Linked DNA regions of Homo sapiens: region 1 is linked to region 2. The links are chromatin contacts, found by Hi-C or POLR2A ChIA-PET in ENCODE. All regions are on one chromosome and are shown on one strand. The core of a region is the stretch at or near the end of the contact, and the rest is flanking DNA. Distances in the headings are between cores, read along the strand shown.

Evidence for each region. Hi-C counts contacts between places; a loop is a spot of excess contacts on that map. ChIA-PET counts read pairs that join two places held with the same protein, here RNA polymerase II (POLR2A).
Region 1: a map of sigmoid colon shows a loop between it and region 2 (2.9-fold over the local background). The contact joins the promoter of OSBPL5 here to the promoter of SLC67A1-AS in region 2. A Hi-C loop is called at or near these places in 1 of 168 maps with a recorded cell type or tissue (sigmoid colon). POLR2A ChIA-PET finds 5 or more read pairs at or near these places in 1 of 52 experiments (CD4-positive, alpha-beta T cell).

Annotation. Positions count from the first base shown.
Region 1 is chr11:3,163,861-3,167,981 of GRCh38, forward strand. It overlaps OSBPL5 (oxysterol binding protein like 5), which reads right to left and starts at 1,450. Exons shown (of 22, transcript NM_020896.4): 1 at 1,356-1,450. RefSeq lists enhancers at 1-188, 1,932-2,644.
Region 2 is chr11:2,902,325-2,904,824 of GRCh38, forward strand. SLC67A1-AS (SLC67A1 antisense RNA) reads right to left here and starts at 1,251. Exons shown (of 3, transcript NR_169305.1): 1 at 1,135-1,251; 2 at 260-385. SLC67A1 (solute carrier family 67 member 1) reads left to right here. Exons shown (of 11, transcript NM_002555.6): 1 at 1-40; 2 at 890-1,165. The coding sequence starts at 1,022. RefSeq lists a silencer at 86-215 and an enhancer at 1,141-1,642.

The DNA.
Region 1 (4,121 bases), core at 200-2,699, 260 kb after region 2:
CCAGAAGGGAGCAGCTGGGCACATGATGCCACCCCAGGTTGCCACAAACCTGCCCGATGCCTGCAAAGCCCCCACTCACCTGGCAGGTTCAAGGAACAGCAAGGCCCTGTGTACCAAGGAGGTGGGATAAAAACGTGCAGAGGGGCCTTACTCCTGGGGTTGGGGAGCAGAGTTTCTGTTCAGTCTGGGATCTGGATCAGCCCTGGTGCAGGCAGACCCAAGAGCATCTATCTAGGATCCCAAAGGCTGGCCCACTTCTCCAGGCTTTGGGAGGCTGTATCAGGTGGGGTGGGACCCTTACAGAAGTCTTCCTGTAAAAGGCACCTTGAAGAGACTGGGGCAGACACACAGAGGGGAGCAAGTTGCGAAACGGCAAGAGAGGAAATCCACCCAGCCGCTTCGGCGGGGCAGACCCGCTCAGCCCAAGGATGAGGGAGGGGCTGGGCTCAGCCCAGGGACGAGGGAGGGGCAGGTAAGCCCACCCTGTGACCCCTCCATACCCCCAGGAGTCACCCCAAACCCTAACTCCAGTTGGCTTCTGACAGGAGGCAGCCCAGCGGTCTGGGTGGGGGTTGGGGGCGGTGCCTGGGAAGCCCAGGACGGGCCTGTTGCCCGGGGGGCTGCAGACTCCAGCCTCCTTCCTGCCTGCCCCACCCTCCTGCACCCCGCTCCCCGGGAGGAATCTTCAAGTGCACAAGACCCTCTTGAGGACTCAGGCACCTCAACAATCCCTAAGGCTCCACATCTTCAGGGGGTCAGTGCCCCAGAGATGGGGGCTGTGGGCAAGGTCCTTCCCTAGCCTGTAATCCAGGCAGCCCCCTGACTCTGCGGACTCAGACACAGCAGTCCTCCCAAGCCCGCAGCTGGGACGCCAGACTCAGATCCCAGACCCCCTGCAGACCCATCAAGACCTGGCTCCTTGGAGCCCGCGTCGGCCGAGCTGGGGGGACAGACCCCCTGATTGGCCAGGGTTTGTGGTGGTCAGACCCAGCCACCTTCCCTGGCGGTCCCGGCTCCTTTAAGCCCCACCAAGTGGGGAGCCGAGCTGGGCGCGCCGCTTCCCACTCGCGGGCCCCACCCGCCCCAACCCGCCAGGCGCCGACCCGTCCTGGCCCGGGGCGCCCCCAGGCTCCCGCGCTCCCCAGCTCCCCAGCGCGCGACCGGCCCCGCGGCGTGGTTCCCCGCACTGGCTACTGCCAGGGTCCGCGGGGCTGCGGCGCGAGCTCCTGGATCCCTTCGGCCGGCCCCCCGCGGCCCTCGGTTCGCTCCGGCCCTGCCCGGCGGGGCCCTCCGGATCCTTCCCAGCCCGCCATCCCCCCGCCGCCCTGCCGCCCCCCGGGCCGCCGCGCTCCTACCTCCTACCGTGCCGCGAGCTCGGTGCTCCGGGCCGGCCGGGCGCGCGGGGGCTCCACTGGCGGCGCGGGCCTGGCTGCAGGAAATGCCAGCAGATGGTCCCCCCGCGCGAGGCGGAGCGAGGGCGCGGCGGAGGGAGGAGGCCCAGGGAGCCCGGAGGCGGGAGGAGGAGGCGCGGCGGCCGCAAAACCCGGGCCGAATCGCCGCGCGGAGCGGGCGCCCAGGGGCTGCCCCCCACCGGCTGCCGCTTCTCCTCATCCCCCAACCCCCCGCGCGCGCTCCGGGGCTCACACCCACCCGGGCGGCCAGAGGTCGGGACACTCCGCTGAAAATGGCCAGGAGGCTTGGCGGGGTGGGCAGCGGTGAGTGGGGTCAGCTTCGTGGGGTTCTCCAACTTAGGGGTGCAGGCCCCCAGCCCACCCTAGCCAGGGTGCGAGGCGCCTCCTCTCCCTTCCTGAACCCAGGAAACTGTCGCCGTTTCTCCCCGTCTCAGGAGCCATCAGAACACAAGAGGAGCCCCAGACATCTGAGCCCGTTGTCCCTGCCCCTTATGTGCTAAGAAGGACCCTCAGTCACACTCTAACTGTACGTCTTTCTCAGGACCCTTTTGACAAGAACCTCCCCTCATGTGCATTTCTTCCTGTGTTTTCTCCTCACCTTCTTCTACCCCCCAGAGACCTTTTTAGACCCCTCAGTTCTCTTGTATATAAAAGACATTCTAATTCCCCTAAACAGCATCCCCTTGGGAGCTGAGAAGTCCTCCCCTGGCCCCTGGCTCCCTGCCTGTAGACCCTAAATTGGGTGTGGGCCCAGGGCTGGCCCCAGGGCGTTTGCATCCCTAGTGTCCAAGCCTGAGGTGCACTGCAGGTCCTTCCTATGGTATGTCCCCAAATGACCAGAAAAACTGGGAGCTGGGCTCGGGCATCCCCAGATGTAGGTAGACCCCAAGAGGGCGTGGAGTCTTTTCCACACAGAACCTTAACAGGGACAGAACTGACCCTCCGCAGAGAGCCCTGGGCTCCTCCCCAGGCAGAACTGCCACTGACACGTGTGTTTCTACGGTTTCACGCTGCAGTTGCATTCGGGAGGCCGCAAGCCTGGCTATCATGGGCGTCTGCAAGACCTCCCAGCAGGGCTGCGGAGGGCGAGCGGCCCAGGAAGGCTCCTTCCAGCACCTGAAGGGGGAACGGCACAGCATGCAGGTGCTCTGCCCACAACAAGCCAGACCCCTTCCCGTCTCAGCCCTGGCCTTGCCCACCCCGTTAGACAAGTTGGTGGGTATCCTCCTGGGGATAGCAGCACCAGCCGCTTGTGTGCGGATCACAGGAACCCACGGCTTACGGAGGCGAGTGGGCTGATCGGACTTGCCCTAAGCTTACCCCCAGGGCTAGCATTGCCATTCCATAGTCACCTTGTGAGGCCTTGGGATGCAGAACTGCTCAGTCAAGATGCTCAGGGCCATGGTGGGACCCTGCTCCGCGTGGCCTGTGGCAGGCGGCCTCTGCCTCTGCAGGAGAGGGTCTGTGCAGCTGGGATCCACATACAACTGCTGGGTCTGCTCTTTGAAGACTCCGCCCAAAGCTGAGGTGCTGCTGCCTGGTAACTTGCTGGTTGCTGGAGCCAATCCAAAGGGAATTAGGGAAGAAAACAAAGCCCCTATCCCTAGGGCGGAGGTCTCAGGGGCGGCAGTAGGGAAGGTTGCCAGTTGCTTGATGCTGGCTGTCCAGGGCCTGGGTTTCATGAAATGACACTGCTGAGGGCAGAGGTCAAAAGTCAAAGAGGCACCTGAGGGTGGGGGAAGGGGCCATAGATGACAGCAGGGTGGGGCTGGGGTGGAGCAGGACGAGGGTTGAGCCTCTCACTGGGTAGTGTCTGACAGCCAGATGGCCATGCAAGAAATGAAGAACACGCCACCTGCCAGGCTCAGTGACAGGTGTCAGTTGTCTGCCCCACTTCCCAGCAGGCTCTGCATTTTTCCAGAAAGCCCCATTTCCAGCCTCTTGCCTGGTTTTGGAGAGGCAGTGAGCCGAAGAGGTTGCCCCCAGCAAGAGGTAGGTCCGAATCCTGCTGCTGCCAGAAAGAAGCTCTGTCACCAGGCAGTGGCTTGTTCCTCCTGGGACCCCGCTTCCTCTCCTGTCAGATGGACACAGCATCTGTGCCTGGTGGCCAACGCAGGAAATGAAGGCGTCAGAGGTCTCAGAGATGGGCAGAGCCAGGTGCCAATGGCACCAGCTTTAGGGGGGCACGCCCAGTAGGCCCCACCATCCAGGAGCCCTTGAGCAGGTTTGTGCAACTGGCCGTGCCTCAGTTTCCTCATCTATAAATGGCGATGACCAGAGCAGTTTCCGCTGCATGAGCTGCCATAAGTCCCCAGTGGGCCAACAGACTTTGCAAGCGCTGGCTGTTGGTGGGCACTGGGGACCATGAGTGGACTATGGGAAGGAACGGCTTGCAGCGCCCAGCTGGTTAGTTTGGAATTTATGGTAATTCAGAAAAATATGTCTGTGATAAGTAAGAACTTAAAAAATGCTTTGCAAGGACAGTGCAATTTAAAATCAGGGCAGTTCCAATCCAAGTCTCCAGAATGGCAGTTCTCTGCTAGGGGCGGTTTTGCCTCCAGTTTCCAGGTGGCATTTGCCACTGCCTGGAGATAGTTCTGGCCGTCGTCATTGGAGGTTGCTACTGGTGTCTAGTGGGTAGAGGCCGAGGATGTTGCTAAACACGTTGTCATGCACGGGACAGCCTCCACCACAAAGGGTGACCCGGCC
Region 2 (2,500 bases), core at 1-2,500:
CCACCGGCACCCGTGCCCAAGCCCGCCCCTGCAAAGGCAGGTACTCGAGCACACTCCGGAGAGGGCGGCCTCTGAGCCCCGAACCCCGAACTCCGGCGCAGCGTCGCACCTCTGCCCAATGAGGTGCCCCTGACGTGCCTGCTGCGGCTGCCCTGCTCCCCCCAGCCTCCCTGCATCCCGGGATGGGGGAGGGCGCCAGGCGCAGCTCCCGGACCCTCAGGGGTCTCCCCGCCCTACCCCACCAGCCTGGGTTCGGTACCTCGGGGCTCAGATGTGCAGTCAGCTGTTAATGTGGCAAAATTTGGGGAAGTCCTCTGCAGCCGCAAAATCCAGTTCCCACCAGTTGGAGGCCGGGCGGGGAAGGGTGGGGACAGACAGCACTCCGCTGTGGGAGGTAAGGCAGAGCTACTGGGGAGCCTGGAAGGCTGAGCTATGTCTCCCCTACGCAAGACCATTCCAGAAGCCCCTTGGAGCTCTGGCTGCTGGCCACAGGGGAAGGTAGACCTTCCCTGAGAGCTGCACTGTGTTGGGGACAGGGCCACTGTGGGCCTACGGAGGGCCTCCAGGCACAGGGACCCACATCAGCCCTCTGGCCACAGAAGGCGCTGATGATTTGAGGTGGACTCAGCCACCACTCCGAGCCTCTGCCTCCCTCTAAAAGTGGGGCATGGCACATTCCTGTGTCAGGCAACCAGGCACTGAGCCTGGCCCACCTGCAGGGGTCGGGGGGAGCAGCTTGTCCCTGTCTCCCCTCCCCGGGAGGCTGTGTGCCTGGAGACCAGAGCTGTCAAAAGTGGAGGAGGGGGACCCCCTGATGTGTCCTCTAAGGTCCAGGTAGCAGGAGAGCTCCACTGGGGAGGGGGTCCTGCAGTGCTGTCCTCTCTTGCAGGCAAGGCCAGGCGGGTGCTGCCTGGGACCCAGTGACTCAGCACCCCTGCCCGGATCAACTGGACTTTTGCCCCCTGCTCCGCCAGCCTCCTGCTTGGATCTCTCCTGGGTCTCCCTGCTGCGCCTGTCCAGGATGCAGGGAGCTCGGGCTCCCAGGGACCAGGGCCGGTCCCCCGGCAGGATGAGCGCTCTAGGCCGGTCCTCGGTCATCTTGCTTACCTACGTGCTGGCCGCCACAGAACTTACCTGCCTCTTCATGCAGTTCTCCATCGTGCCAGTGAGTAACACACCCCAGCCCCTGCAGCCCCAGCCAGGGCTGAACCGCTGTTCCTCCTGCCCTCCATCTGGGCCGTCGCAGAGAGTGGGGGTGGGGGTTTCATGCTGCCAGGGCCCCTCCCAGTTGGGACTCATGCCACGCTTAAGCTGAGTAAGTTAAGGACTCTGCCTCTGGACCCCCGTCAGCACATCCTGTGCTCCAGCTTCAGTGCCAGCCCCGGGAGAAGCCATGGGGAGCCACCCCACTTCCCTCCTGGGGGCAGCACCTCCTCAAACCTTCCTAGCGCTGTTCCTCCTGCCTCTCACCCGGCAGCCTTTGCCCTCTGGAGTCCCTGCCCCAAGGGCTGTTCAATCCGGTGTGGCTCTGGGCGGATCACCCCTCAGAGAGGCTCTCCTTGCACCTGCCCGCAGCTTCTATCTCTCCCCTCCATCTTCTTGGGTCCTTGTTGTCCACTAAATGATCTGTGGCGGCAAATTGATCTCAAGCTTTTTCTTGCAAGAGATAGAATGCTGTCTTATTTTATTATCTCTGTTGCCAAATGCGGAAACATTTCATTGGCAAATTCATGTTAGTTTAGTGTATCATTCAGTAGTCTATACCACAGTGTGTGGCTCTGGAAGCTGTAATAGTAATGATTAAATTATATTCACCAAGTCTGGAGAGGCTTGGGAACAAAGTCTCACATCACCAAGAAGCTCAGGCAGAGTCAGGGCCAACCTCGGCCCTTCCTGTGTTTGCTTCTGGGAAGCCCGGCGTGCGTGGGCTCAGACAGCTGCCCTCCTCCTCTCAGCCCTCAGAGCCTGGACCTGGGCATCTAGGCGGGAGTGGGGATGGGCCTTTGGCACCATTCCGGGCCTGGCAGAGGCTCCCAGCCCGAGGGTGAGCCTAAGGATCCCTCCCCGCCGTGCCTCAGGCGCCCCGCCCACTCCTGCTAAATGGCTGGGGCCAAGCCCTGAATCTCCTCCCTACCCGTGGGGAAGGCTGGGCAGGAGCCTTGCTTTTCTCATCATAAAATGGGTAATAACAGTCCCTCCCTGTAGGATTGGTGCGGGGAAGAGTGAATGAGAAGTCAGAACCCTTCCCACAGCTGGGCACAGAGCACAGGTGGAGTGGCTTCAGCCACCCATCGACTCTCATGGGGAGTAACTCCGTGCTGAGTGCCCAGGAGCTGACCCTGATGTCAGAACCTGAAATATTGCAGAGTGTAAAAATCCTCAACAGCCCACTCCCTCGGAGCTGGGGGTCCACACGCACAGGGGCTGCAGTGGGAAGGGGGCGAGGTCTTCCTCATAGAGAAGGCAACCTTGGAGCAGGGCTGGAAGGAAGCAGGAGAGG